Linked DNA regions of Mus musculus: region 2 is linked to region 1. Evidence: chromatin loops called from intact Hi-C (ENCODE). Cell type or tissue: left cerebral cortex. All regions are shown on one strand. Links, peaks and the distances in the headings refer to the core of each region. The heading gives the core; the rest is flanking DNA. Region 1 overlaps Syne1 (spectrin repeat containing, nuclear envelope 1). Region 2 overlaps Syne1 (spectrin repeat containing, nuclear envelope 1).

The links. Peaks named below come from ENCODE experiments on the same cell type or tissue, not always from the same donor. Only the 100,000 strongest peaks of a DNase experiment are listed, where the experiment ranks them.
Region 2: it touches region 1 in a loop (1.9-fold over the local background); 6 of 42 quality-filtered maps call a loop at or near these places.

What each region holds. Positions count from the first base shown.
Region 1 is chr10:5,104,778-5,120,661 of GRCm38, reverse strand. Syne1 (spectrin repeat containing, nuclear envelope 1) reads left to right here. Exons shown (of 146, transcript NM_001347711.1): 115 at 3,540-3,695; 116 at 6,542-6,712; 117 at 9,154-9,287; 118 at 9,627-9,831; 119 at 11,958-12,140; 120 at 12,703-12,849; 121 at 15,694-15,848. Among named protein-coding and RNA genes, the nearest start is that of Gm51757, 210 kb to the left of the region's middle. In left cerebral cortex, for the core only: no CTCF peak of the experiment used is centred there; a DNase peak (open chromatin) is centred at 9,751.
Region 2 is chr10:5,037,406-5,053,289 of GRCm38, reverse strand. Syne1 (spectrin repeat containing, nuclear envelope 1) reads left to right here. Exons shown (of 146, transcript NM_001347711.1): 133 at 452-634; 134 at 878-1,015; 135 at 4,375-4,566; 136 at 5,432-5,759; 137 at 7,956-8,024; 138 at 9,537-9,679; 139 at 11,706-11,829; 140 at 12,315-12,526; 141 at 15,874-15,884. Among named protein-coding and RNA genes, the nearest start is that of Gm51757, 280 kb to the left of the region's middle. In left cerebral cortex, for the core only: no CTCF peak of the experiment used is centred there; no DNase peak of the experiment used is centred there.

The DNA.
Region 1 (15,884 bases), core at 5,196-13,195:
TTGCCCATCATCTGCTCTCATTGGATTTTGTGTCTGCTTAGAGGCCAAAGATACTTCCAACTGAGGCCATAAATTTCTAAAATCTGAGAAGTAAGCCAGCATTTCAAAAATTTGCTTTTAATGTTGAAAAGTGATAGTTTTGCTGAGTCCTTGGAGTTAAAATATTTCCATTAATTTAAAAAGGCAACCCGTAACTGTTAATGTCAACAAGATGAGTGTTACCCGGTCTCACGGTCAGGGTCACTTCACTACTGAAAGGTTGCTTATTGGCATTCTCCTTAGTGTTTGATTCTGTCTCCACATTCATATTATACTTTCTTTTGTTTGTCCTTTGTTCTCTTGTTTTCTCTTCCTTCAAAGGAAGATTTTACCATTATGCGGCATGAGTGTGTGTGTGTGCCTTTTTGTATGTGTGTGCATGTGTGCCTGGGTGGCTGGAGAGATCATCACATCCCCTAGACCTGGAGTCACAGTTGCTTGGGAGCTGCCTCCCATGAGCTCTTTCTCATGAGAGAACTGAACTCCGGTTCTCTGGAACAGCGGAGTGTACTCATGTAATCCCAGAACTTGGGAGGCAGGAGACAAGAGGACCAGGAAGCCATCTTGTACTACATGAGAATCTTTCTTTAAAAGCAAAATGAACAAAAACCTAATAATATCAGACAGGTTCAAATCCAAAACTGCAATGGGTGTTTGCTACTTTGTTTCTATTCCTATATATGCCTTCTTTTTAATGGAGAGACATTGATGCCTGAAAAATACACAGAAGTTCAGCCAAATTTTATTTCTCATGGGATGTAAGTCTTAGGCTCCCAGAGGGTCACTTCAGGCAGTGTCAGAGACAAAGCTTACATTGTGAGATAAAGAACTCTATGCTGATGCCAATTCATGATTTAAAAGAAAAGCCATTTCTTTCAGAACTAAAAGCCCAGTACGGAGCCCACACACTTATTTTGGGACATCATATATAAATCACAATAGCCTAACTGGCGGTTCTAATTGGCAGTTCTACAAAGCTTGATAAAATTTATTGTCATTTTTGAGAAATTGTTTCTTTGGCCCAGAGCATGAAATTATAGCCAGTGTCCTCAAATCAGTGGCTGGATTCAGGTTTGGTTTTGTTTTAAAAAGCTTGACTCTTTTTCCAGTCTCTTTTAGAGGTGATTTATTGATTGAATGCAACACTGAAACTGCTGTTTGTGGATTAATCCAAGTTGAGGATAATTTACTGCTGCAGAATGTTAGGATTGGCCTTTGCCTCCATTGATCAGAACCAGACCATTCAGAAAAATTGTTATGGAAAGGAAAGGCAAACACACCTTTACTTTGCACAGAAATATATTACAATCCTGGTTCGCTCCTGCATTTCAGGGTTACACATACATATACCCAGGTGCCCAGGCGCAGGAAGCTCTTATGAGATGTGTAAGCCACACCTCATCTGTTTACCACTGTGGGTGAATGAAGATGTATTTAATTCTAATGGTTAGATTTAGGATCTTATAGGAAGGATTACTGTGGGATTCACTATTCTATACTAAAGTATAAGTAAATATATATATACACATATACACACACATATATATATATGCACACACACACACACACACATATATATATATATATACACATATATATACATATATATATATATATATACATATATTATACTACACATTAAGTATGAATTGAGATGACCACCCATGGTTATTTATCCCTTAGGCAACATTCAGAAATATCTTAAACTGTAGAGTTAATTGTGTTTTCTATACTGAATAAAGAAACTGGTACCTCAGTAATCACTAGATTCTTTTCAAGGAATCACAAAAATAGTGACAAAAGAAGAAATGAGAGAATGACATAAAACAACAATCATTTCCTTAAGCTAACAAATAAATGAATTTCTGATTAATGCACTACGGCAAAATTAGCTCCATGATAATTCATGATGGAAAAGCAGAATCTCTTGGCAGCATGGCAGATTACCACGCTGAATATGATATATCTAGTTTTGACAGTTTAAAGAATATTTCATATATATATATTAATTTTATTCCTTTGGGACAAGCATAAGATATATTATTAGCCCTATTTTATAAATGAGAGAGAGAGAGAGAGAGAGAGAGAGAGAGAGAGAGAGAGAGAGAGAGAGAGAGAGAGGGGAGACGTCTGAGGGCTGGAGTGGAGGTCAGTTAAAGAAGGACTTTCTTAGCACGTACAAAGCCCCAAGTTTGATTCCCAGGACCTCATACGTTGGAATTTGTGCTGCTAGTTTGTAATCCCAAAGTTTAGGACGTAGATCAGGAAGGATCAGAAAGGTATGTTATCTGTGGCTACGTGGTGAGTTCGAGGCCAATGGTATGCTTGAAATCTTATCGTAAAAAAACAGCTGGGTCATAGCAGAAATAAAAATAAAGGGAATAATAACAATTTCAAGAGAAGCATAATACATAAACACTTGACCAACAGCTACTCAACTACAATTTTTTTATCCATATTTGAATCATTGAGCTGGTAAATTGTTATACAAGCATTAGGGCCTGGGCTTGGATCTCCAGCATCCACATAAAAGGCGGGTGTGATGCTGTCTAGAATCCCATCAGTGGAGAGGTAGAGACAGGAGAATCCCTGGGACTTGCTGGGTAAATAAACTTTTAAAAACTGTCTGAATGTTTTGTTTGTGTGCATATCTGTATGCTATGTGTGTGCCTGGTGCTATTAATGAAGGCTAGAGGAGGCATCAGACAAGGAGTTACAGACTGTTGTGAACCACAATGTGGGTGCTGAGAGTTGAACTTGAGTCTTCTGGAAGAGCAGACAGTGTTCTTAAGCGTGGAGCTGTGGCCCCAGACCCTCTATACTGTATGGTCTCAGGAGGAGCTCTGAGCCTTTGGCCGACTTACTTTTCTTTTGTGAACATTTTATTCTCGCAGTTACAAAAGTGCCGTCTAAAGAAAATGAGAATTTCAGACACGAAGAAGCCTGTAGTCTTTCAGAATCACATAGAATCAGAGCATTGGAAAAAGAGAAGATAATACTTATTCTTTTCCATCTTTCCCATTTGAAGAAATTGACAATTATTAAAAGTTTCTCACTTTCTCAGAGTGACACAGCCAAAGAGCAGCAAAACCATGTCTGACTCTCAGGTGCCACCTGTCACAGGCTAGGCCATGTGATTTTTGGAAAAATGACGTTTGGGTTTAAGGATATAATCATATTGCAATTTTGGATATGTATTTCACTCCTTACAGCTTTTTGAAAAAGATATATAATGACATTTCTTTATCTGCGGGATAACCAGTTTTTATATTTTTCAGGGTATGCTAATTTACTATGGATAAAAGGACCTCTTTTTTTTTTTTTTAACATTTAAGTATAGGGAGAAGCATCACTGTGCAGACCCTCTCTTGAGAATTGTCATCTTTTTGGATTAGTATGGGGTTTTAGCACACGAAACTATAATGACTCAATTTCAGTGCACCCTAGAGTTCCATAATAGAACAATTTAAAATAACTATATATATTTTTTAATCTTTCAGGAACTGGAAGATTTGATTAAAGCAAAAGAAAAGGAGGTAGAGAAAATTGAGCAGAATGGCCTCGCATTGATTCAGAACAAGAGGGAGGAGGTCTCTGGCAGTGTCATGAGCACACTGCAAGAACTCAGGCAGACCTGGATCAGTTTAGACCGCACGGTAAGCCTGCTCCTGACACTCAACTCCCAGCTCTCTGAAACTGGGAGTGGATGTTTGCCGAAAGTCACTGAGTAAATAATTATCAAATCTCTACATCACCTCTTGGCACTGTTGAGTCTGTTTGATTAATCTTTCAATTTCTAGTGTTTCCTGTAGTAAGCGGTATTATATATATCACTCTCTTTAAGTGCACCCATCCTCATAGTGAGAGCAAACTTTCGAGGTACAGTTGTTCTCCAATGAGCCTATCCACACACTTAGCCTCTCCCAGAGTTCTAAACCGAGACAGAAAGAGATACATGAGATTAGTAGAGATATCTTTGTGTGTGACCAAAGGGCATTTCAAACTCCTCTGCCTAAAGTAAGGCACGGTTCCCGCCCCACAAACCTACTCAGTTACCGGGAACTCTGCCATGCCGCAACTGCTTGTACAGGCAACCTTCAAAGCCACTTTTCCTTCCTTTCTTTCTTTCTCTAATACTTACACCAAGCTCATCAGAAAATGTTGGCAGATACACTCTCAGAACAGACAGAATCCAGCCTCCTCCTCTGCAGGCACCCTGATTTATGCCCCTTTCATTTCCTGCTTGGATGATTTTCATGATCTCCTTAGCAGTCCCCATCTCAGAAGAGCCAGTCAGAATGAAGTCAAATCATGGCGTTGCCATGCCGAAAATCCCACAGTTGCTTCTGCTCCATAAAGAATGGAATAAGAGCTGCGTGCTGGCCAGGCTTCCCACTGTCGCTCTGGTTCTGTTTCCTGCTGCTGCCCTGCAAGGTCTTTTTGCTTAGCCACACTGGTCTCACTATTGAGCATAGTAGGCATGCCCTGCATGCAGAAACTTTGGATTGTCGGCTCCCTCCTCCTAACATACTATAACTTTCCCTTGTGTGCCTCAGTCTCTGTCAGTAAAAGGTAAAGACATTTGATAATGGACTCAAGAGTGTGTTGAATCTTCCAATAGGAACGGTAAGTGCTACAATGTGCACTATGCCTCTCTATGTAAGGTCATGTGGATCCCTGACACATTGGTGTCTGAATGCTTACTTATCCACTGTGGGGCAAACAGACAGACATGCGTGCACTTATGCTCACATGCTCATATGCACATGGCTATATACACACACATACCACATGCTGATGCACAAGCATGCATACCTACACACATGGATCCACAACATGTACACATACATACACATACATGTACTTACACATACACACATTCACATACACATACATGCATTTACACACACATACATGCATTTACACACACATACATGCATTTACACACACACATTTACACACATATACACATATATGTACTTACACACATTCACATATACATATACATGCACTTACACACATTCACATACACATACATATACATGCACTTACACACACACATTCACACACGCATTGTGTACATAGAAAGGGGACTATTTTGGAAAAGAATAGGGCCATGGAGTGGGGAAGTGAGTAAGGACTGTGGGGAGTGGATACTATCACGGGAAAGAAATGTCTGACAGCTCCTACCATCTGTGGGCTCTACTCCAGAGCAGCTTTCCCCTTTAGCCCCATATTATCTTTGACATGGCTTTAAATCTATTTTATTTTATGCATTTCTATAAATCACTACGAAGGTCTGGGAACAACTTACCATATCGTCATCAGTTAGGCATTTCTGTCACTGGAATATTGCCTTGTGAAAAACAATCAACAATGCAGAGAAGAAATGGGCTATGCAAAACTGCCCACCAATCACCTACCCTCATCTTCCGGTCTATTTTATGGCTCTTTAGGACAGCCCTGCACTCACTCAAACCTGTGGCCTGGACCTCACATCTGAGGCAGCACTTTCCTTGTCCTGTGGCCCATCAGATAGTATCCCAGTTGATTTCAACATTTTTCCCTTTATGTTGAGGAAAAAGCATAGCCAAGAAAGCAAATTAATTTCCGGAGCTCTTCCCATGAGCACCCCACCCTCTCCGTCCTTATTTCATGTACAAAGGACTGTGTTTACATTAGGAGCAACTGCAGAAATCCAAAGTTATATGCTTTTAAATGTTGGAGACTGAAGTACGATTTTTCTCTGGAATCGACAAATACAGAGAAGGAGCATGCGCAGGAGTTGTTGTCTTTGGAATCTAAGCCAATGTGCTCCATAGATACCTGCATGTCCATTTTTACTGATGTGCATCCACAATACCTAAGTTATGGAAACATCCTAGGTGTCTGTCAGCAGATGAGTGTATAAAAAATGTGGCATGCATCTACTAAGCTTCATTCATTCCTAAAGACGGATGAATGAAATTGTGTCATTTGTAAGAAATGCGCAGCAGAAGGTAATCATGTTAAGAAAAACTAAGCCAGACTCAGAAAAAGATCGTGCTTTTCATTTGTTAGAGTTTTGTGTGTGGAATCTACATTCCATATATATGCATATATGTGATGGAATTAGAAGGGAGACTTACTGGGGAAAGGAAAGGGGCTAGAGGAAGCTATGTACAGGGAGGGCTGTGGAGAGTCAGTCTGATCAAGGCATAGTATGGACTTGTACATAGATGTCACTATGAAACCTGATCATTGTTTGGTACAAGAATATACACTGTTAAAATTTTAAAGTTAGCCCTTTGGAGCTGGAGAGTGACTCAGCAGTTCAAACACTTGTTTTTCAGAGGACCCAGGTGCAGTTCCCAGCACCCACATTAGGCAACGCACAACAGCCTGTGCTTCCCTGTTGTTTTTAGAGCCTAGGACTCCAGTGAAGGATTTCAGAGATTAACATTTTTCTGTTCCGCCACACTAAGTTATATGTAATTATGATGCATGTTCTTCTTTCCAAAAGGTTGAACAATTAAAGATCCAGCTGACCTCAGCCCTTGGCCAGTGGAGCAATCACAAAGCAGCCTGTGACGAGATCAACGGTCACCTCATGGAGGCCAGATACTCCCTGTCCCGATTCCGTCTGTTGACAGGTTCCTCCGAAGCTGTACAAGTTCAGGTCGACAATCTTCAGGTAACCAAAGTATCGCATCTTAAACACATCTTTTTTTTTTTTTAAGATTTATTTATTTATTATATGTGTGTGTACACTGTAGCTGTCTTCAGACACTCCAGAAGAGGGCATCAGATTTTTGTTATGGATGGTTGTGAGCCACCATGTGGTTGCTGGGATTTGAACTCAGGACCTTTGGAAGAGCAGTCGGTGCTCTTAACCGCTGAGTCATCTCTCCAGCCCCAAAGTATCACATCTTAACATTACTTCCCCTTGAAGGAAACAAAAAGATAAATTAGTGAGTAGAAATATGGTCCTGAAATATTGCCTTAACATTCTTAGCATTTAAGTATTAAAAACATTAGTTTTTCTTGCTTGATTTTAACTTAATAGAACCTGCTTGTGGGTAGCGAACACTAGATTATCTGGTATATAAACAAATGATTTCTAGCTACCTGTATGGAAAGTGCTTACAAGTATGTTTTATGAGATGCTTGGCTACCCAAATCCACTTCCTGACTACACAGCCTTCACCATTTATGTGTTCCCTTTCTTTTCTTACCCCGTTTCTCCAAATATCTTCTAAGGAGCTAAGAAAACAGAGAGAAAAAGAGCAAGGTGGTAAACACTCAAAGCATAGGTTTTAATCATATGGGTGGAATCCCTTTGACCAAGGAGACCATCAAATCACGCCCTTTCCGGCGCTCACTATTGGGTTCCACGCGTGTCTCCACCCACACTGTGTTCACCCAGAATGCACTTGATGGAGTCTGCCTTAAACCCAGCCCCAGCTCACTTCTTAGGTCCCTGCTGTCCAGGTCTGGGTTACTGTCTTCACTGTCTTGTCCATCTGGACACTGTGCCACACTGACTGGTCACTGTTCATTCTTCTTGGCTAAAATACATAGAAAATGGGTGGAGCAGGGCAGGTCCGCAAGGGATGGGGATCCCAGCCGGAGCCCAGCATGGGTCTTCTCACATCTAGCCCCACTACTTCTGCTTACCCATCTGCATTGACATATTGCTGAGCGCCTAGGTGGATTTTCATAAGGGAATGCCTTTCAGAGGTAGATTTGGGAAAAAGGAAGACTTTAATGTGTAAATATTTCTTTAAATCTTAAGTACTTATGCAATTACTAGGAACCATTAAAACTCACCTTGCACATAGTAAATTCAACACCACATATTCCTTGAATATTTTGATTTGCAAGCAATTAGATATTGGTACGCAGTACTGTATTTTCATAGCCTACTTCTCCTCTGCTGAAAACTGAAGCTATCATTTAAACAATATTTCCAGGGAAACATGGAGCAGAAACACGAGACAGGGTCTTTCCATGCAGCTCAGTGTAACGTAGAACTCATAATGCCACTGCCTCAGCTACTCTAGTGTTGGGATTATGGGTATGTGATACTTCAGCTGGCCCTTGGGGACATCTGTCCTCTAGTCTCCTTGCTTGTGCTAGGTAGAGGACTTCACCAGCTTGTCTAATAAATCCTCTTTGCTTTAAGCAACTTCAGAAGTATACAGTGCAATATTATAAATCATAGCCAACTTTCTGTGCATGATGATCATGACGGTGATCTTCCACCTAGCTGAAACTGGTCTCCATGGGTCCACATCTCTCCTTTTCATAACTATCTCTCTCCCAGTATTGTACTCTATGAGTTTTCACAGTTGTAGACAAGTGGTTCTCAACCTGTGAGTCATGACTCCTGACAGGGTCAAACAACCCTTTCACAAGGGTTGTGTAAGACCATCAGAAAACACATATTTACATTAAGTTTCATAATTGTAGCAAAAATTATACTTATGAAATAGCAATGAAAATAATTTTATGGTTGGGGGTCACCACAACATAAGGAACTATATTAAAGGGTCTCAGCATTAGGAAGGATGAGAAGTGGGCTAGACAAAAGTTATTAAATATGTGAGGTGATGGTCTGTTAATTAGATTAACTTAACCATCCTACAATATAAACAGATATGAATGTTTTTGAACACTTATTCAATTGTCCTATGGATATGTACAGTTACTTTCTGTGAGTTTTTTTTTTTTTTTTTAATGTAGACCTGGAAAATTCTTTGCATGAGGTAGAACTTAGAAGTGGTCCTCAGAAAAGCTGAGATTGGCTGTCTTCTTCATCAGTTACTGGGAGAACCACTCTCCGTGCTACTGACCTGGCACCCTTGTTTTGGCAAAAAGAGCCACAGTGTGGCAGACAGTGCCTGGACCGCTGCTACAGCATCTTCCCTAAGCAAGGACATCCTTCATGGGCTTCTAAAGAAGAGTCCATGTGCAGAAGGGGGCTCAGTTGCTGTGACTCTCCTCTCATGCAGTCACACGAACAGAACTATAAGAAGTTATCTTTTTAACAGCAGTGGAGTAGCACATGCCTGTCCATTTTAAACTTGCTCATTAGTTCCTGTTTGTCACCTGTGGTTCTCTTTCTTTGAGCAGAATCTTCATGATGAACTAGAAAAACAGGAAGGAGGCTTACAGAAATTTGGCTCTATCACCAACCAACTATTGAAGGAGTGTCACCCACCTGTGGCAGAAACCCTCTCCAGTACTCTGCAAGAAGTCAATATGAGGTATGGGACCAGCTACTCTTACAGCATTCTCAGCTGTAGATCTAAAGAGTCTACTCTACTAATGTTTTGGTTGTTTTTCTTTTTATAAACCGAATTTAATGAAAAATAACCACAAAGAAGACATTTAGGAAGGATCAGGACTTCCATAGTCCCAAGGATAGTTTTCATCCCCTTGGAATATGAATGTGACACATTAGCCTTTATTATGTTAAATAGACATGAGTCATTGTTTTGCTATGCCCATGTTCACATGAACCATGATGAAGACAAATAAAATAGTAAGTGATAGCCTTTGGTAAGAGATATGAGTCTGCCCTAAGTGCTCGCTGTTGCTTGCAGATGGAATAACTTACTGGAAGAGATCGCTGAACAGCTGCACTCCAGCAAGGCCCTCCTTCAGCTCTGGCAGAGATACAAGGACTACTCAAAGCAGTGTGCCTCTGCCATCCAGAGACAAGAGGAACAGACCAGTGTACTGTTGAAGGCAGCCACTAACAAGGATATCGCTGATGATGAAGTCACCAAGTGGATTCAGGATTGCAACGTATGTTCAGGGACTTGTTTGGGACTTGCCCAACCCGCTGGCCTTCAGTTTCATTGGTTTTGTAGGGCTAGTAGAGATGCATGTGAGCTTTGGGGCTATCTAAATCTGTGAGACAGTTTATCCCAAATTCATCACCCCATTAACTGAAGAGCCTAGTCTTACAGAGCCCTCCTGCATGTGTTTACAATTTGTGAGTTTCTTTCCCATTGTTTTATTTTTAAAAATGAGTTGCCTTTCCCACTTTTCCCTAGTGGGGTATAAATCTATGAGGGAAATGTAGGCTATCTGTTTGTACTGAAATAGTCACTGTAAGTTGCAACCACATGGGGGAAAAATCATGCCTTTAAAAAAAAAATCAACTGTTAAAGTTATCCACATTATTTAAAAAAAAAAATCATCCACTTAGATTTGTTATCTGCTGCAGTGCATCAGACAATAGCTGCATTCAGGTATTTAACAGCAGAGAGCAGCAGCTTGCTGCCACACATTTTAATAGCTTTTATATGATTCCCCTTTCCTCCATAGTTGCCAATAACCTACTTAGGGCTTTTGAGAAAGGCCTTCTCTTATTCCACCCATTATGGACCTCTTATTGTTTGTCCTTATTTGTCTTTATTTTAATGATCTTTGTTACAAAGATCTGCTTAAAAGCTTTCCCAAATCAGTTTATTAAAGTAGTCAAGTTATAAAACAACCCACATAAACTGAAGATTATACCTTCAGTCTAAATAAAGGTTTCAAGCGGCAGGGTTATTGTTTACAATAAAGATAACCTTCGTTTTGGTTGGCATTTTTTTTGTCTTTATAAGAGCAGTCATTTTCAGTGTTTCAGAACCAAGACACATGTTGTTATCTGTGTCAAGGTTAAAGGTGCCCTTCGTTCTTCTCTGAAAGGAAACTCACTGTTCAGGCACAGCAGGATCCAGCCGCCATCTTGTGCAGATGGAACCCCAATTGCCATCAGGAGCAGAAGTCCTTTGTAATCTGTTACTATTCCATAGGACCCAGAAACAGGGAACCCCCACTGGCTCACAGTTATGGGCATATGGTTGGGTTTCATAAAGTACAGGCTGGAGATGCCACGGAGAGAGAGGTGGAGAAGGTCCTTAGCTCTGTCCACCTGAGCCATCTCTGACCTCCACACCCCACCAGCACCCGAATCCTGGTGTAGCTACAATTAGGTGACCACAGATAGACTATTGCCAAAGACCTCCATAGAAATAAGTAGGAAAGGCGAACTACAGCACCATGCCTTCAGTTTGATATGTTTACATATACAAAAAAGTGAGGAGAACATGACCTAAGGTTTCTCCTTACTGCCACATCTAGTGCATCGTGGTTTCTTCTCTTCTCTTTTCTCTTATGTATATGAGTACACAGTAGCTGTCTTCAGACACAACAGAAGAGGGCATTGGATTCTATTACAGATGGTGGTGAGCCACCATGTGGTTGCTGGGAATTGAACTCAGGACCTCTGGAAGAGCAGTCGGTGCTCTTAAGCACTGAGCCATCTCTCCAGCCCACTCTTTTCTTTTTTTACTTCTCTCTCTCCCTCCATCCCCTCATGGCCCTCTTTTCTTCCTTTCTTCCTCCTTTCTCTTTTCTTTCTTCTTTCTTCTTTTCTCTCTCCCTATCCCTCTTTCCTTTCTCTCCCTTTCTCTTCTTTCTTGTTTGGTTCTTTCTTTTCTCTCTATCTATCTACATAATTAGCATATAATGAGCTTATGTGGCTTGTATTATACGCGTTCTGTTTTTTTTTTTTTTCTGGAAGTAGGGATAGGAGTTTGTATACTGTAGGCAACTGAACTATTCCAACACTAAGCTGTATCCCCAACCTAAGTCTCTCTCTCTCTCTCTCTCTCTCTCTCTCTCTCTCTCTCTCTCTCTCTGTGTGTGTGTGTGTGTGTGTGTGTGATATAACATGTAAAGTTAAATTGTTAACACATATATAATTCATATTTTTTAGTAATTATAACCAGTGTCTGATTATGTTTTTGAAGGTGAAGGTATTTAATGACCGCACAGAAACCCTTACCCACTATGCACATGATCCTTTGCTAATTGCTGGAGGTGCTGAGGAGGATCCGTAGCACGCTTCACAATGAATATATTCTTGTGTCTCCCAGGACCTTCTCAAGGGACTGGAGACAGTCAAGGACTCGCTTTTCATCCTCCGTGAACTAGGAGAGCAGCTTGGACAGCAGGTGGATGTTTCCGCAGCAGCAGCCATTCAGTGTGAGCAGCTCTGTTTCAGCCAGCGCCTGGGGGCCCTGGAGCAGGCTCTTTGCAAGCAGCAAGCAGTATTGCAGGTAGGGACCCAGTGACTGTGTTCTGGATGGGTCACTTTTTCTGTCTGGAGGGAAAAACACAGGAAGCAGATTCTTCAGCGCTGAAATGACACTTCCTGTAATACTGAAACATCAAAAAAGGAAGAAAGAAAAGGGGGGTGAAGCATTAGAAGTCCCCTCGGAGTCAAGGAAAGGCAGCAGTTTTACACTGTTCTCTACAACTTGCTTTTAAAATTGGTTTGGTTTAGCAGGTCAACCCATAAATCATACCCACCTTCCTAGTACCCAGTATGCCAACACGAAGTGGTTTCAATGGTAGTATCCAAGTGGATTTAGTAGCCTTGAACAAAATCCAAAATAATTCAAAAATAGTTTATGATGCATTTAAACAATGACCTTCATTGCTTATTAGGGAAACAAAGCAAACCTACGCAGACAAAGAAGAAAACACTATTCCTGCCCCATCGCTTTCAGAGCAGCATCCCATGAAAGGGGCTCTCCTTAGATGCTTGCCCTTTAACTACATTTCATAAAAGTGCCAGTTCATTCCACTAAAATGCTGGTTTCTTTTGTGAAAACCTAGGCTGGAGTTGTTGACTATGAAACATTTGCCAAGAGCTTAGAAGCCTTAGAGGTCTGGATGGTGGAAGCCGAGGGCATCCTCCAAGGACAGGATCCCACCCATTCCTCTGACCTCTCTACTATCCAGGAAAGGATGGAGGAACTGAAGGTAAGTGTGTGTAAACCATGCTTCCAGATTTTTTTGTCTTAGGGTTTTGCTGCTGTGAACAGACACCATGATCAAAGCATCTCTTATAAGGACAGCATTTAATTGGGCCTGGTTTACAGGTTCAGAGGTTGAGTCTATTATCATCAAGGTGGGAACACGGCAGCATCCAGGCAGGTATGGGGCAGGAGGAGCTGAGAGTTTTACATCTTCATCTGATGGCTGCTAGCAGAATACTCACTTCCAGGGAGCTAGGATGAGGGTCTTAAGGACCACACTCACAAAGACACGCCTACTGCCACAAGACCACACCTACTTCAACAGGGCCACACCTTCTAATAGTGTCACTCCCTGAGCAGATCTTATACAAACCACCACAACCTTGCTCCTCAAAATCTTGAGGGAAACTCATTGCCAACCACTTTCTTCCAAGACCCCACTGACATGCCCTTAGCTCATCCTTTCTGTCCCCCTGAGAGGAAGGACCACTGTGCTGGTGATGGGCTGCCCAGCAGAGCCCTAGCAGGATCAGTCCTTAGTGATCAGCCCAACCTTTCTTTCCTCTGTCAGTCCCATCATATCTTAAAAGGCTTCTCCCCTAGCACATCTCTAACATGATTCTCTCCCAGATCAGCCAACCTTACCTCAATCTATGCAGCCTCCTCATTGACCCCTTCCCTCTTCCCTTTTCTCAAATACAGAGACCGTTGTCTTCAAAGCTTTGCTTAATTCTGTAGATTCAATTAGCCTACATTGTTTCCATATAAAATCATCACATTGATACCACAACTATTTACACTATGATTTGTTAATTAATAATATTAATGCAGCTTTTAGAAGAAAAAAATTAGTGAATCATCAATCATTTTAAATATTTAATAAACTTAAAATTAATAATGCAGTAGGCTTACAAAATTTTTATCATTTATCCTTTTGCTTAAAATCCTCCATGTGGAACTGGGGAGATGGCTCAATCTTTAGGTAAATGCTTGCCATGTAAGCATAAGGACCTTAGCACAGATGTCTAAAACACATGTAAAAAGCTGGCCATTCCATCATGTGCCTTTAATTCTGATACCCATGCAGCTGAGACAGAAGGATTTCTGGGACTTGCTGGTCAGCTCATCTTGTTAACTTGGTGAGCTTTAGGTACAGTGAGAGAATGAAGACAACTCTTGATGTTGACTGACTTCTGGCTTCAATGTATACACACACATGCACACATATATTTGCACACACATGCATGTATCCCTGCACACAGGGACACACACATAGAAACTTGCACAAAATTCTTCAGTGAGTTCCTGTGCTCTTAAGATAAAGAGCATCACTGTAGACCAAGGCTGTCGGTCATCTCCTGGTCCTAAGCTCCCCTTCTTGCATCAGCATCCATATACTTCTCCAACCACTGGAAGCCGCCCTACTTCCAGTATATGCACATAAGCTTTCTGCTTTCTGGATTCTCGTCCTCGGTGGCTCCCTATTCTACAAAGCCAGTGAATGCATGACCATTTTGCTCAATGGGACTGTCTTAAGAAGTCTGCCATCTTTATCAAGGGTCAGACTTTCCACTTTTATGAGGGATACAATTCTGTTCCATGGTTTATCATGACATTCAGCTAGGTCTGGGGGAGTGGGAGCCGTGACATCCTCTCTGTCGGGCATAAGGAGAAGTATCATGTCACATTAGCTTTGTGGATGTCTAGCTATGGAAATTCCATCATCTAGTACTTAGGCATTTGGTTCCCATGATCAGGAAGATTTGCTTCCTTAGAGATCATGAGCCCTTCAAAGAGCATGCAATGAAAGCATACACTCATGCACACGCACACATACATGTACACACACAAACATTCACATGCATGCAGACACACACACATACACATGTACACACATATGCTCACACACATGTTCACACACATGCACACAGGCAGACACACAGATACGTGTTCACATACATACATGCACACAGACACACTTGCACACACACATATACACATGCATACAGATGCACACATGGTCATACATGTACACATATGCAAAAAGAGGAAGGGAGGGGAAAAGAAGGTGGAGATGGAGTAGGGAGAGAGAGAAAGAACATCAAAGTAGACTGACACATTCTGTTTCCTGTAGCTGGCTTACTAGATGGAGACAAAGATCACCACAGGAGATAGAACTTCACTTTGTTACAACTCCTGGCTGCCATTGGGCTGGGGCTTCTCAACTTGGAGGTTGGGATCAAGAATATAAAACTGATGTACATGTAGTAGTTTTCAAAGCCTGGTTGAACTGGGAAGCTTCTTGCACCTGGGTCTACACCTAGACCCACTGACTGACATATTGCCCTCTCTTCCCTCCTTCAGCATCAGAGAGGGCACTGCCGTGATACTTACCTCAAGGGACTTGTCTTCAGGATAAAAGGAGTGATTCCTTCTGTCCCTATTATGACAATGTTTATTCATGCCAAGAGCTGTACTGCAGTTGCTATTGAATAATAACGGAGCTGATTAACATAAATCAATTAAGTTTAATGAGTATTTAATGAAACTTTCAGTCATCGGCATAATTTTATCCTCCTTCTCTTCCATGAAGAGTAAACCAATCCTGTAAATGAGTTATTACACGTAAGCTTCTGTCCTTCAAAGGATAATGGGTTCGAAGTAACCTCCGCAAGGCAAGCTGTGGGGATCTGCACAAGTCTTCCTCTGGGGCATGTGTGTGGCCTTGAGGGACTCCATAGACCAAAGGCCACACAATCTTCCTGATATGCATGGTTTGAAGTAAAGAAAAAAAAAACCTCTGCTTTCTTGACATGGGGTTGAACTTACTTCTCAATGTCACTGACAGGGACAGATGCTAAAGTTCAGCAGCTTGGCTCCTGATTTAGACCGTCTCAATGAGTTGGGGTACCGGTTACCCTTAAATGACAAGGAGATCAAGAGGATGCAGAACCTGAACCGCCATTGGTCTCTGACCTCTTCTCAGACCACAGAAAGATTCAGGTGAGGCGTCTTAATCACTCCAGCAGTTTCTGTGTG
Region 2 (15,884 bases), core at 3,505-11,504, 66 kb after region 1:
TACAGAATTTAGTATTTGAATACCTAGCAGCACCAGACCACCCCCACCCCCACCCCCCAGCCTGGCTCTCAGTCCCTGGATGACCTTGAACTTGTGATTCTGATGCTGCTGCTTCCCAAGCACTGAAATTGCAAATTTGTGCCACCGTACTTGGCTTGATTTCATTAGTCATTTTTAAAATGCATGCAACATTCTATATGTGATGTTTTTGTGTACATGCCAATATACAAATATATATATGTGTATATTTTGCTTTTCTGTGTACTTGTTGATAAATACAATCATCCCTTACAGTTCTGTTGTTTCTTGTGGCTCTTGGTCGATCTGCTGGGTCTGAGATAGGGTAACTTCTGTGCTCCTTGACTCTGCAGTATGAAAACCAAGAGACATAACCCTCTGAGTTATGTCCTTGAAGGATCTCCCACATTAATTAACTTCCCTGTGGCTTCAGGCTTTCCAGCGGCAGGTCCATGAGAGCCTGACCCAACTAGAGCTTATCAACAAACAGTACCGGCGCCTGGCCAGAGAGAATCGCACAGACTCCGCCTGCAGCCTCAGGCAGATGGTCCATGGGGGCAACCAGAGATGGGACGACCTACAGAAGCGGGTCACCTCCATCTTGCGCAGGCTCAAGGTTCTCATTAAGTCTTGTCTCATAATATGGGGACTAGAGGATAAGCGTGACTAGTGAGACTTGTTCTTGGGGAGAGTGGAAGTTGGAAGGGCAGGAGGGGATGGAAGGGCAAGTGATAGGAAGAGAGTTTAGGGTGCTCCATGCTTGTGAGGAATTGACTTCCCAGAAGGCTGGAACTGGCTGGGCCATATCAGTGTGTGACTGTGGACATTTTAGTGCCTAATATCCTCCTCTTCCTTCCAGCACTTCATTAGCCAGCGTGAGGAGTTCGAGACTGCCCGGGACAGCATTCTTGTCTGGCTCACAGAGATGGATCTGCAGCTCACCAATATTGAACACTTTTCGGAATGTGACGTTCAAGCTAAAATAAAGCAACTCAAGGTAATGAGTCAGTTATTCTGCAAATTATCAATGTGGAAGAATGCTGAAAAGGGGAGGGTTTGCAAATCGCTTTCTGGAGAATTGAGTATAGAGCCTTTGAAAACTTAGTTCTTCATGAACAGGAGATGTTAAAACATATGGAATTTGAGGAAGTTTTTTGTTCTGTTTTGTTTTTAATTTTTGAGACAGGGTTTCTCTATGTAGCCCTGGCTGTCTGGGAACTCACTCTGTAGGCCACGCTGGCCTTGAACTTGGAGATCTGCCTGCCTCTTCCTCCTAAGTGCTGGGATTAAAGGTATGAGCTACTATACCAGGCAATGTTGAAATCTTTTAAAATTGCTCTAATGCACCCATTAACATAAATACTTTAAAAATATCAACTTGGTTGTCAGTGTTGGGGATTTTTGATGTCGTTGTTGTTTAATATATTACTTATTTCCAAAATCTATATAGAATTTGATGGCTCCAGTTTCCAGAAAAAAAAAAAGTCCAACTTTTCATCAGCTTTCATCTGATTATTGCATGTGTGTAGCAGGGGCCAGGGCAGTCCTTGTGCCACTGTGTTCACAGAGGTGGCCGTTTTGCAGTTGGTTCTTTCCTTCCATGACGTGGGTTCAGGAACTGAGCTCCCATCTGACCTCACACTTGGGGGCAAGCACCTTTGCCTGTTGAGCCATTTTGCTGACTTAGAATGCTATGTTCTCATTGGGGGATTTTATTCCACATAGTTTATGTTTCTGGAGGCTAAGTTAATCTTAAATGCATGCTTTATCATTCACTACTTAATTCAGACACTGTGCTAGCTAGAGACCTTCATTGAAGAGATGTGCATTAAAAAGGGAGTAGTGAGCTCAATCATTTTTGAGGCAGTTTCTGACATTTTATGGTGCTTCAAGCACCATAAAAAAATAGATGGTAAGATGCTACACTTCTGTAAGCCCAGCACTTGGGGCTTAGAGGCAGAGAGACCAGGAGCTCAAGATCATAGTTGTCTATTTATCAAGTTTGAGATTGGCCTATGCTACGTGAGACCCTGTCTCAAAAAAACAATAAAATTGTTTGGTTGTTTGTTTAATTATTTGTTTATTTATGTGCTGGCGCTGAGAATCATACCCAGGATATTGTACACAGGAAGTATAAATTATACCACTTAATCACCTCCCATAATACTCCACTGTTGAGGTTTTTGTTTGGTTGTATGTTTGCTTGTTTCTTTTTTAGGAATAGTTATAATGCCTGTGATAGTTTGGATAAGACTGCTCCCCTCCATAGGCTCACATATTTGAATACTTCACCAGGAAGCAAAACTGAAAGGACTAGAGGGATGAGGAGGTGTGGCCTTGTTGGAGAAAATGTGTCACTGTGGGTGGGCTTTGAGCTTTTAAAAGCCTACATCAAACACAGGCTTTCTCTCTCTCTCTCTCTCTCTCTCTCTCTCTTTTTTTTAAATTAGGTATTTTCCTCATTTACATTTCCAATGCTATCCCAAAAGTCCCCCATACCCATCCCCCCACTCCTCTACCCACCCACTCCCCCTTTTTGGCCCTAGGGTTCCCCTGTACTGGGGCATATAAAGTTTGCAAGTCCAATGGGCCTCTCTTTCCAGTGATGGCTGACTAGGCCATCTTTTGATACATATGCAGCTAGAGTCAAGAGCTCCAGGGTACTGGTTAGTTCATATTGTTGTTCCACCTATAGGGCTGCAGTTCCCTTTAGTTCCTTGGGTGCTTTCTCTAGCTCCTCCATTGGGGGCCCTGTGATCCATTCAATAGCTGACTGTGAGCATCCACTTCTGTGTTTGCTAGGCCCCGGCATAGTCTCACAAGAGACAGCTATATCTGGGTCCTTTCAGCAAAATCTTGCTAGTGTATGCAATGGTGTCAGCGTTTGGAAGCTGATCATAAGATGGATCCCTGGATATGGCAATCACTAGATGGTCCATCCTTTTATCACAGCTCCAAATTTTGTCTCTGTAACTCCTTCCATGGGTGTTTTGTTTCCAATTCTAAGAAGGGGCAAAGTGTCCACACTTTGGTCTTCGTTCTTCTTGAGTTTCATGCGGTTAGCAAATTGTATCTTATATCTTGGGTATCCTAAGTTTCTGGGCTAATATCCACTTATCAGTGAGTACATATTGTGTGAGTTCCTTTGTGATTGGGTTACCTCACTCAGGATGATGCCCTCCAGGTCCATCCATTTGCCTAGGAATTTCATAAATTCATTTTTTTAAATAGCTGAGTAGTACTCCCTTGTGTAAATGTACCACATTTTCTGTATCCATTCCATTGAGGGGCATCTGGCTTTCTCTCTTAACCTGCAGATCAGAGTACATAGCTCTTAGCTACTGCTCGAGCCCCATATGTGTTAACCACACTCCTAGCCATAATGACAACTGACTAAGCTTAAAACTGTAAACAAACACCCAGTTAAATGCTTGATTTTATAAGAATTACCTTGGTCATGGCTTCTCTCCACAGCACCAGAACAGTACCTAAGACAATGCCCAAAACTTTGGATTTTATGATGAAACAAAAGAAATTACCCTTAGTAGTACCTTGTTAAGGTGTAATAAACTGCACACAATGTTCTGCTCAATGTTTTGCCCTGCCCCCCCCCACACACATACAACTGTCTCACTTCATACCAGAAGCAAGTCAATATTTGAACACTAACAAGACATTTCTACCAACTGATATTTGGAACTTTTCCTTTTAGGTTCTGGAAAAATCTTAAAGGCATTACTATCCTCCATTGTCCTTAGTCTTTCTTATTAGTGGACAATTTAAACTCTTCCAGGGCTTATTTTTGGACTAAATGAACATCTGTCACTTGAAACTTGTGCCCATATCTGTCTTTGAAATCATATAGACTCTTGTAGAATAATCTTTCCCAGATCCCGTCTTTTCAAATCAGTATACCTTTATGCACTGATTCTTAGCTTCCAAATCAACGAAAGAATCAAAGGGACCTGTGACGCCCCCTTTAGTGTACGTGTGGCATAGGATATATATTATGTGGAATAAAGCAACATGCTCACACCACACCATCATTTTTACCAGGAGTCAGCAGCACTATTAACACCATGATAGTTGTCGATATTTATCTGTTATTCTCCGCCTGCATTGTGGTAATACATTTTTATTACCATAGGCTCTTTTCTGATATCTGACTCCCATTCTGTCTTAAGGTGATATTTTACTTTAGAAAATAACTGCTCCATCTTTGTATATAGTAAGTCATCATCCCCCCTCATGTCATTCCCCCCCCCCAATATCATCTTTCTGACACTGAGAGAAATGCATACCTTACTAGACATCATTTTGAGATGTGTAAAATCCACATTGTCTTTGCACCCTCAGGCTTTCCAACAGGAGATCTCACTGAACCACAATAAAATCGAGCAGATCATTGCCCAGGGGGAGCAGCTGATAGAGAAGAGCGAGCCACTGGATGCCGCTGTCATCGAGGAGGAACTGGACGAGCTCAGACGCTACTGCCAGGAGGTCTTTGGACGTGTGGAAAGATATCACAAGAAACTGATCCGCCTGCCTGTAAGAGGCACTTGTTTCTTTCTCATTGAATCCACAGAGAATTAGCTGTATGGGATTAGTCATGATCAAGTCCAGAGTCTAGAAGAAGAATGCCTGGATTTGTTCTAAGCCTCGATACTGTCATCTATATAACTTTTGACACGTTGCCTTACCTCCCTCACCTCAGTTTCCCTAACTTTAAAATGGATTTATTCATAGTCACCACTTTGTAGGGAGAGCTGTTTTGTTCATTTGCTGAGTGACCATGTATTTGTATAACAACTTAGGCAGACTGTGTGCCATTGTTCTTCTACAGGAGATGGGGTATCTTTGAGAAGAGATGAGATGCAGTAAGATGAGCAATGGCTCAGCTCGTGAGATTATTTTTGAATGAATTGCTCCCTTCCGTTTTCTTTTCTACCCGCCCCTACAATTTCATCTCATCAACAGTGAATGATGCTGTTAATCCAAAGACATGGAAATGTCCTGTGATTATAAACATGCTTCATGTCTAGCATGTAGAATCCAAAGGATGATATGCCATTGTGTGCCGGTTGAGTTGGAGACATGCTACTTGGTCCATTATTTATATATTTTTTTATATTTTTAATATTTTAATACTATTAATACTTTTTAATTTCCTATAATGGCCCCTTGGAATAGGTTTTAATATATTCCCACTTTCTCTGTGATAAAACTGACACTGAAACAGATGAGTATATGAGGTATTTTGAAAGTAATCAGGAAGCTCTCCTGTATCTGTTGATAAAGTTAACTCCATATCGTCAGCAGGACCTGCTGGCATTCATTTATTGAAGGTCTCACCTGTTTGGAGTAAGAAGTGGATCCTATTCTTGCAGTGACAGAGTTGTGACTTCCCTTTTAGCTGCCAGATGACCATGACCTCTCAGACCGAGAACTAGATCTCGAAGACTCCACGGCTCTTTCAGACCTCCGCTGGCAGGACCCGTCTGCAGATGGCATGCCCTCCCCACAGCCTTCTTCCAACCCCTCCCTCTCCCTTCCTCAGCCCCTCCGGAGTGAGCGGTCAGGGCGAGATACGCCGGCCAGCGTGGACTCCATCCCCCTGGAATGGGACCACGATTACGACCTCAGTCGAGACCTAGAGTCAGCATCCCGAACTCTGCCCTCAGAAGATGAAGAAGGCGAGGAAGACAAGGAGTTCTACCTCAGGGGAGCTGTTGGCTTGTCAGGTAGGAGAGAAAACTTCCTGTTGGGAATCCATATGAGGGACACATCAGCTATCTGGACTCATCTACCCTGAAAGGTATAAGCACTCTCTATATACATGGTCACACAGGGACATCATAGAGTGTCAGTCCCAGGGCTGGGTAGAAACCTTTGTGTGAGACTAGTAGGATAATGATGAGTCCCTGAGGTGAAAAATAGCAGTGGGCTGAGGAAGGAGGAGAGAGAAGAGCCTTGCCAGGTGATCAACCTTGGTGCTTTGGGTCATCTGAAGTTTGTCAAGAATAGAATTGTGCTGGATGGCATAGAGTAGGCTCAATGGAAGATGGGAAAGTGAATAAGGGGCTGGCCCTGAAATGACCAGTTCACCATGGAGAGGAGTTTGCCCCTTACCCTGAAGTGCATAGGGATCCACTGGAAGATTAAAGGAGAGATGTAACCAAATTTGTATATTTTCGGTCTAACTGTGTGTGCTCTCCATGCATGGTGGAACACAAATTGGAAACGAGCATTCAGACAAGTGTTATTTATGAGCATAGATAATGACCTGAATTAGGGAAACAGCACCAAGAAGGGGTGATACATCGTGAGAAATGAATCCTCTCCATTATCAGATGATTGGGAAGAGATGGAGGTGACTCAGGATTAGGCATCTAAGTGGAAGATGAAAGTGGTCCTGGGCTCAGAGGACACGTGGTGTGGGTGGATGAGAGAGTTGAGTTGTGAAGGTACAGATGTTAGTTGCATCCATCCCCATTTTGAGATATTTACAGAACTCCCAGAGCCTACAGTTTAGAGACAGATGCATGGGTCTAGGTGTTTATCTGCAGATGCATATTAGGTAGGGATTCGTCTGTGTGTAATTAGGAATTCTGAGAGTGCAGGGGGGAAATCATACAGCTAAAGCATCCTGAAAGGAACAGGAAGAAGAACAAAGCAGCATCACATTTAGTGGGGGAAGACTGAGAAAAGAGGACCTTACAGAAGGTAAACAAAAGCCATGAACAGTCAGAGGACAGCATAGTCCATCGTGCAGCCCTCTGCTAGACATGGCCAGAAAGCCTTGAAGTAAGACTGCCCTCGCTGAGGTTGATTACAGACAGAAAATGCACTTATATGCAGGGGTCACTTTTCAAGACTCAAAACAAAGGTTGAACACAAACTTAGTGCTATATTTGACGATTATATGCTGCTTTTTAGAGGTAAAGTGATCCACTTGTTTATGACTATCCTAATGTGGCTATCAAGACTTTAAATTCTCATTTATGGCTCACACACAGATATAGGCAACAGTGTCCCTCTAAAAGCTGTCTGCACAGAAATTCCCATTCTAATCCAGATGTGATGTTGTTCATCTGAAACCCTAGTACTCAAGAGGTAGAGACAGGAAGATCAAGAGTTCAGAATAATTCTCTGCCACTGTATTGGTTAGTTTTCTGTTGCTATGATAAAGCACTATGACCAAAATGCAACTTAAGGGAAAAACTTGTTTTGGCTTATGTTTCCAGAGGGAAAAGCATAGCAGGAAAGGCAGCCTTGGGAGTAGGAGCAAGAAACTGGCTTGTTACATTGTTACCCATACCCAGGAGGCAGAGCATGAGCAGAGGAAGTATAATAAGCTAGAAACTTATCAAGCCCCGCCCCCAGTGACATACTTCCTCTAACAAGGCTCCGCCTCCTAAAGGTTCCGTTCCACAGTTCCCTGCTAAAGCACCATGAACTGATGACCAAGTGAACCTGGGGCGGGTGTTTCTCATTACAAACCACCACAGCTACGTAGGAAGTTGGAGACTTGAAGGGTTGGCTGTGCTGTGAGAGACCTTCTCTCAAAGCTAACATGCCATCAACAGGGAATCTGTCTTCTGCCACTGAGTGCCTTTATAGGTTTGTGTGAGGAACCACATTCCTCTAGTCATTTGTTTTCCCATCTATAAAACGGAAATTATACTACTGGGTATTCTTAGGGTTCCTGTGAGGATAAAAGCACTTTAAGCAGTGACTGGCAGACAAAACAGTCAGTATGAATTCTTAGCAGGATACATTACATGAAGCCTTTGGCAAGCATACATGCTCTCCCCTTCGTGCCAGTGACCGTCAAGAACGAGTCTCTCTTTTTTTCCCTGAGGCAAACTACTTTCCCACCACAGGGAATAGAGGGGTCCAGCACTTAGCTGTCAACTCAGACTGTGCTCTTTTTGCAGATGTAGTCATCCCCGAGAACCCTGAGGCCTATGTAAAACTCACAGAAAATGCAATCAGAAATACGTCTGGTAGGCATAAAAAGTGGGAACGCACCTCCTCCCCACACCCACTGTGGTCCAACAGCCCCTCCTCCTCAGCTTCCTCGCCTCTCACAGCTCTGGCATGCCAAGGCACAGCCTTCTTCTCTTCCTCCTGCATTAGGGGGGAAAAACTGCGGACTGATCCACACCAAGAGTGTGATCTCCATATCCAGGTCATGAGATAGTAGATCCTCAGCTTGTCAAGTGGTAACCAGTCTCGTTACAGAGAACTCCATGCCCAGTGACAGCTGAAGGGAGAGGAGGCCAAAGCTCAGACTATGTGCTCTCATCTTCCCATTGGTGGAAGGCGGTGCTAACTTGGTCACGCAGTGACCAGCTACTGGCTGGACAAACGATGTTGGCTATACGCTCTGCCGCAGCCCCCATGCGGGTGTGAACATAATGCAGCCGATAAAGCATTTCCTTTTGATTTCAAAAGTGTTGCCTCCTCAAATGAGAAATGTCCACCATGACATTGTAATCCTTAGACTGCCATTTCAGAGTATGACTTCTGAAACCCGAAGCATTGAAAAGAGAAGTTAGTTTTGCTCAATATCCTGTACTCGTTTGCACTAGTTTGTACTAGTTTGTACATACTTAAGCACACTGAAGGCCCGGGTCAGTGGTCAGGACGTGTGGGAGACCATTGCTGTTTCTGAGTCAGAATCTAGTTTATAGCTGTCTGTAGTTTCTGGAGGCCAACACAAGGTCAAAAACCAAGCTAGTTTTACAGTGACTTTCTCGATGATTTCCAGCTAGGTAGACTTAGGAATACATTTTAGAAAGCTTAATTCATTTGTTATTTTCACCCAGGCTTTGTGCTACTCAGATAATCAATGTTCTTGGCCAGCAATGACTACAGTATACATGCAAACACATAACTGCAAACACATGCCCACAGGCATACCATAAGTGCAAAGCTGTTAAGAGAGGGTGAGCCAGAACCTAGGCAGCAAGGAAGAACATGGCTAAAGAAGAGACAGAAGCCAGGTTTTGTTTCATCCTCTACACATGCTTATTCTGAGCTAGTCTTTTCTTGGTTAACTTGAATTCATGCAGCCAGGGATTTAAGTGGTACTGATGTCTCTGAGATGCACAGAGACAAATCTGAGGGTGAAGCCTTCCCTGCTAGCTAAGTAAGTATGGGAAGCACCTGTCTCCTGGTGCTTGGGGTGTGGCCAGTGACTGCAGATTATTGGGAAAGCCTTCCACTGTGTATAGCACTCTGCCTTGAGAATGGCTAGAGAAGGGAGCAGGACCCTCAGAGGCTGTTCAGAACCCACTGCAGAGCTCTCTGCAAGCCCAGGCTGCTGAGTCTCTTTAGGAAGCACACTTACTGGCTTTAATGTCTAACCCTCTAGCAGGACAGCACTAAACCTGCTTTATGATTCCCCAGACACACACTTTCTGCTTTGCCATAGCTCAAATGCTTTATGAAGCCTCTTGACTGACAAGCTTGAAATAAGTCAGACGATGTGACTCTTATGGTTGGCACCACAGGGGATCCCAGCTCACTGGAGTCACAGATGAGGCAACTGGACAAAGCCCTGGATGACAGCCGCTTCCAGATACAGCAAACCGCAAATATCCTCAGAAGCAAAACCCCCACAGGGCCAGACCTGGACACCAGCTACAAGGGCTACGTGAGTGCTCCAGCTAGCATGATGCTTCCGACCTACAGGTCTGGCCAAAACAGCCCATCTGTCTGCAGCGCATGGGCTCTGTGAGGTCTTAAGTACAGAGGTGGTCAAGGGCCACCTCTGTACTTAAGACATGGGTGTGTGAAACAAGGCCATCAATCTGTTTGAGATTATTTTTTGATGGCAGGCCCTGAGGCCCATTGTCACCACCAGCCTGTTACCTTTCACTGAGAACTTAGTATGATCCACTTAGCTGAAGACAACCAAAACCTTTCACTTCCAAATGTCACTAGGTGCCTGTCCAAATTCAGCTAATAAATTTTGGACAGAGGTTATCACTGGATTACTAATATGAGATTTCATTATTGTTGCTGCTTTAGTTCTTAATTTATTTCATGACCTTAGGAGTGTTTGTAATCTTCTGCTTTTGATTTGAGGATATTTCACAATGGTGAGAACTGAACCTTGTATGCACTAGGCTGGCACTGTGCTACCAAGCTACTTCTTAGCCCCACCTTCTGCTCTGTGGGTGCTGAGTCTGAAGGAAGCCATCCTAACTAGAGCAGGCTTTGGGAGAAGATATCTCTACCAGTTCTGTGATTTCTGTTGCTAATGTATCCAATAAAATCTATACATTGTAGTCGCCAACCAAACATTTTTTTTTTTGTCAGCAACCTACCTATATACTTTAAGCAAGAGAATTTTAAAGTAAATCTCTCCCCTAGCTCTTGATCAAAGGGATGGAAAGCTAAGTCCTGGTGGTTTCATCAGCGCTCATGGGTCCTCCATTTTGGAATCAGGGAGAAAGCTGTTCTTGTTGCACATTCTGTTACCAATACCCTTCGTGAAACTTCTTTTTAAAGTGCAGTACAAGGATTGGAGATGCAGCTCAGTGGTAAAGTGTTTGCCTAGCATGCTCAAGGACCTGGGTGCAAACTTCAGGACTGTAGAAGATTAAATTCAAGCATAGCATAACTTCATGTTGACCCCATTGACCTCACTGAGGTGACGCTTCACCTAAGTCAAAAGTAGCAAGTGTTCTCACTGTGAGAAACATTGCGAGTCAAGATTATAGTCTGCTGACAAGAATGTGCTGAAAGCCCTGTCCTGGGTCAGTTTACCTTGTATTTTTTGCTTTCCTTTATTTTGAGGGAGGTTCTTGTCATATAGCCAGGCTGGTCTCCGGCTCATGATCTTTCTCTCTCCACCCACCAAATGCTAGGATCTTGCTCCTGCGCAACCAAGCCTAGCTACAGTTCTGTTCTTTTAATATTTGAATACTGTGTGTTTTACTTTGAGTTTTGAACTTAGTCCCTTGATGACTATTAAACACTGCTGTACATTTTTCTCATAAAACAGCTGGCTTTCATATTTCTCAGAACCCTTAAGTATTTCAGTTATTTAACGTAAACGTTGTTCCAATGGGATTTGTGGTACTATTAGTGTTTCCATATTTAGGTTTGGTAAAGAGAAAGAAGAAACAATTTGCCAAAAATTGGATATTGCTTCTCCAGCTAAGGACTGTGACCTTTAAACTGTAGATCAGTTTGATCTGTTGAAGATTCACATAAAACAGAGGTTCTCAACCTTCCTAATGCTGCAACCCTTTAATACAGTTCTTCATGTTGTGGTGACCCCCAACCATAAAATTATTTTCATTGCTACTTCATAACTAATTTTACTGCTATTATGAATCATAATGTAAACATCTGTGTCTTCTGATCACCTTAGGTGACCTCTGTGAAAGGGTCACTTGACCCTAATGGGGTCAGGACACACAGGCGTTTCACATGCCTATCATGCATACAAAGTGTGTCTTTAAGGGTCTTGTGAGTGTGTGTGTGTGTATGTATGTGTCCTGTTGAAACAGCATATTTTGATTTCTGCTTATTTTTACTGGAGCAAGACCAAGAAGTAAAACAGCCACTGACTTGTTGAGGGACCATAAAGATGCTGATCCTGAGCACGTTGTGCTTGTGAGGGTTGACATGACAGGATGACAGAGCTGGCTTTTGGTTTGTCTACACAGATGAAGCTGCTGGGCGAGTGCAGTGGCAGCATAGATTCCGTGAGGAGACTGGAGCACAAGCTGGCGGAGGAAGAGAGCTTTCCTGGCTTCGTTAACCTCAACAGCACAGAGACTCAGACAGCTGGTGAGCACTGTGCCCTCAGCTCGAGGGAGCCATAAACAAGACCTCAAACCACACTGTCACACCAGGCTCCACCAGCTGCTTGACCTCCCTCTACAGCATGTATCCCAGGACAGCAGGAGACGGAGAGTATCCTGACATGATGTGTCTTCTGCTGCTCCGTTTAATCAAATGCCCTGTCTGATCTACATTGTCAGTTTCTGACAGATCAAGGACGGATTGATCTCTTCACATGCTCTGCACCCCTCATAAAGCTTGTCATGGTGTTAAATCCTGAGTGGCAAATGTGCTTTCCACCATTGTCATTGGAGAAAGCAATAGGTGTAATAGAGCCATTACACCCAATTAACAGATGGCAGCAGAAATGATCAGTGACATCACTATCCTTTTCATTGCCCTTTAAAGTTAGCCACCATATATATCTAAAGTGCTCCCTAAACCTCACAGGTGTAGAAGTCCTGCTCACTGTTCTGTGTGTGCCCTGCCAGGTGTAATTGACCGCTGGGAGCTCCTGCAGGCCCAGGCAATGAGCAAGGAGTTGAGGATGAAGCAGAACCTTCAGAAGTGGCAGCAGTTTAATTCTGACCTCAACAACATCTGGGCCTGGCTAGGAGAGACAGAGGAGGAGCTGGACAGGCTCCAGCACCTGGCGCTCAGCACTGACATCCACACCATCGAGTCTCACATCAAAAAGCTCAAGGTACCTACCTGTCTCCGCTTTCCTTCCTCGGCAGCCAGAAGACCTAGGTCATGTGTAACAGCTAATGTGTTTCTTTCTCTCTGTCTCTCCTTGTCTCTGTATCTCTCTGTCTCTGCCTCTGGGTGTGTATGTGTTTGTGAGTGTGCACATGTGTACATGTGTGTAGACATGTTTATGTAGGTGCAGAAGTACATATATGCACCTATGCTTGTGAAGACCAGAGGACAATCTTACTTCTGTATTCATCATTTGGTTGTAGAGGTTTTTTGGTTGGTTGGTTCTCTTTCTTTGAGGCAGGGTCTCTCATTGGCTAGAATGTCTACATTGGGTATGTTGGTTAACCAGTGAGCTTCAGGGATCTCTGCCTGTCCATCATAAGGATTATTGTAAGCATACTCCACCATGCCTTGGTTTGTTTGTTTTATATGTGTTATAGGTCTCAAGCTCAGATACATTTGTGTGGTGAATCAATCACTGGCAGTGCCATCTCCCTGAACAGTCCATTCATAAACTTGTCTCTAGTTTTTCACTTCTTCAGGGCAACAGCCAGAAAGTATCTGGGTTAATCTTCTGAGCAACATGACAGAAACACCTAATGTAATCAACCCTATAAAAGGCAAGAAAAGACTGTTGGATTCTGAGGGTTTCGTTGGTGGTTGCTTAGCTTGGCCTCGTGCACATGCACAGAACATCACAGTGGCAGGCCTATGTGGAGAAGGACGATGTTCAACTCATAGCACTTGGAAACAAGGCAAGAAGAAATAAACATATGGGGAACCATAAACAGCCTTGGAAGGAGACAGCTTTCTCCTTTATTTCTACTGGTTAAGAACCAGCTCAGAAATTTCTAGAACTTCCCCAACTGGAGATCAAGCATTTGACACCTGAGACTGTTGGCGACATTTTATAATCAGATAATGTCTAACAGGAATGAATAGAATATTCTCCTTTTCTCTGACCATCTCAACCCCACACTGTTTATGAATTTGGTTTTAAAATGTCAAAAAAGAAGACCATGTGATCCATCAATCTATCCTGTAAACTATCACTTAACAGCTTAGTTAATTAGTATTTTAAGGAATGGCCAGATAGGTTCAGTAAAGGACCTGCGACCTGTAGAACCTATTTGATTTCTTCATAAAAGGAATGCAGGTCTGAACAGAGCCTCACTCATCTCTGTAGAGCTGGAGAGAAATCGTTCCCAAGATGACTCTAGTGTGAGTCGGGGGAGACGCTGTGAAATCACATGACTGTCTCCCATCAGTGAAAGTTACTGAATTCACTAGGGCCATGGCAAAAACAATTGCATAGAAATGAGTCAAACAAAACAAATCTGTTGAATTTCTGTGATGAAACACTTGCCAGTGGCCTCTGATTTTGTTCTGGGCTGGTGAGTGCACAGACATTGTCCCTTAATTACAGGTCTGGTTCTTAGACATCCTCCCTCACAGAGATGTACTCCCTTGCAGACCCTCGAGTGTCCCCTGCAGACCTGGGGCTGCATTTCCTTTTAGTAGCTCTGTAATTCCTGTGATTTTTGTCTGGAGAACATGAAAACATGTTTCTTCTTCGAACAAAGCCTCCTGGGATAATGTGCATGCTCCCTTTGTGTTCCCATGCTCTGTAGAATATGCTATTCATTTCATATTGATACTATCTCGGCTTCTCTTTTGATGATCACGTTGCTTTCCTTTAAACCTCCAGACACAGAAATGAATCTTCCTGCATTCAAATCCCCAGAGTATTATCCAAGGGGATGCTCTCTGAGCCAGCCCCATGACCTCCAGGACAAAGCACACGTGAGGGATGCGATTTACAAGAGATACATAATGAAATTCATTTTCTCTACAATTGCTGAAGCATTGTATCTAAGTAGTACTGCATTATAAGCAGGCCCCTTTACAAAGAAGACACCTATTGTTGGCCAGAATCTCAGACTTAAGCAAAATGAGGCCAGAAAGCAAGGTCTTGGATGCCATCCTGTGTGGGGAGCAAAAGACACCTGTCCCACGCCTTTCCCTGATCCTCTGTCAGTAGATCTCTGTTCTCTGTCAGCAGATCCAGGGAGTAAATGAGGACCTTTCAGAGCATCTCCTGATGTGTGCTGTCTTCGTGGTGGCATCTGAAGAATCACACTGAAGATCTATTGGAAGTAAAAAAAAAAATTAAATTGAGTTAGGAACATGACAGAAATAATAAGAAATTATAAGAAAATTTACCGTGTATAGTGTGATCGTCAGAATGCTCACCCAGTATGGATCTTTGGCTGTTTGCCAGTACGCAGACTCAAACCTTTCAGAATTAAAAAACTCAGGTTCTTGGTACTGAGTCCTAAACTGTTTCCTTGTTGCCTAGTGATTTTGTTTCCCTGCTTATTTTGCTGCCTTGTTTGTTTGTTTGTTTGTTTGTTTTTGAGGTCCAACTAAGTTGATTAAGTCATGAAGTAGCCAAATAATTTTCTTCCCCGTAGCCACGAACTTTGACTCGTCATCGTTAACTTGCATGATAATGTGCCTGCATTTCAGGCCATTGGAGCCCAGAGCATCAGGACCCAAAGAGCTTCTCATTTCACTCTCCCACACAGAAGTCTGAGTGTCATTGGTTTAGTAAACTTCAACGATTGCACTCGGAAATGTTTGTAAAAGCCAATGTCGTTCTCCTTCAACTGTACAGCTAGGTCTACAGCTTTGCTGTGGTTGACAGTTCCCACTGTTTTTCAGACTCCTTCCGCCATTGTTACTGACCATCCTTTCGCTCTCTGACACTCCCCTTCCCTCGGGGAATACTTTTCCCTTTGTAATTTCTAATTCTCATTCTGCAGAGACCTGGTAAACATCCTGACAATGTAACGGTGCACGAAAATGTAACATCTTTTTTTCATGTGAACAGTTGAAATACGGATTATCTGTGTGTATGTGTGTGTGTATGTGTGTGTGTGTGTGTGTGTGTGTGTGTGTGTGTGTGTGTGTGTGTGTGTGTGTTTGTGTCCATGTGTACACTTCACATGTGCATGTGAAGGACAGGGGACCCTTGACTGTGATTCTGATAATGCTCTCTGCTTTTTGTTTGTCACAGGGTTCCTAACTGACCCAGATCTAAATAAGTAGGCTACACTGGCTGGGTGTCCTGTAAGCCCCAGTAGTCATGCAGTCTCCATTCCCAACTCAGGGTTACAAGCATGCATCAGCCAAACCAGGTTCTTTTATGTGGGTTTTGGGGATTGCACTCAAGTTCTACCTTTAACAACAGAGCTCTCTCCATCATTTGAGTAAAATGCTTTCAAGGGTCTTCAAAGTGCTTTTTAAACGCTGTTTCTCTCACTGTTCTTGCTTGACTGTCCTCCTTAGGAGCTCCAGAA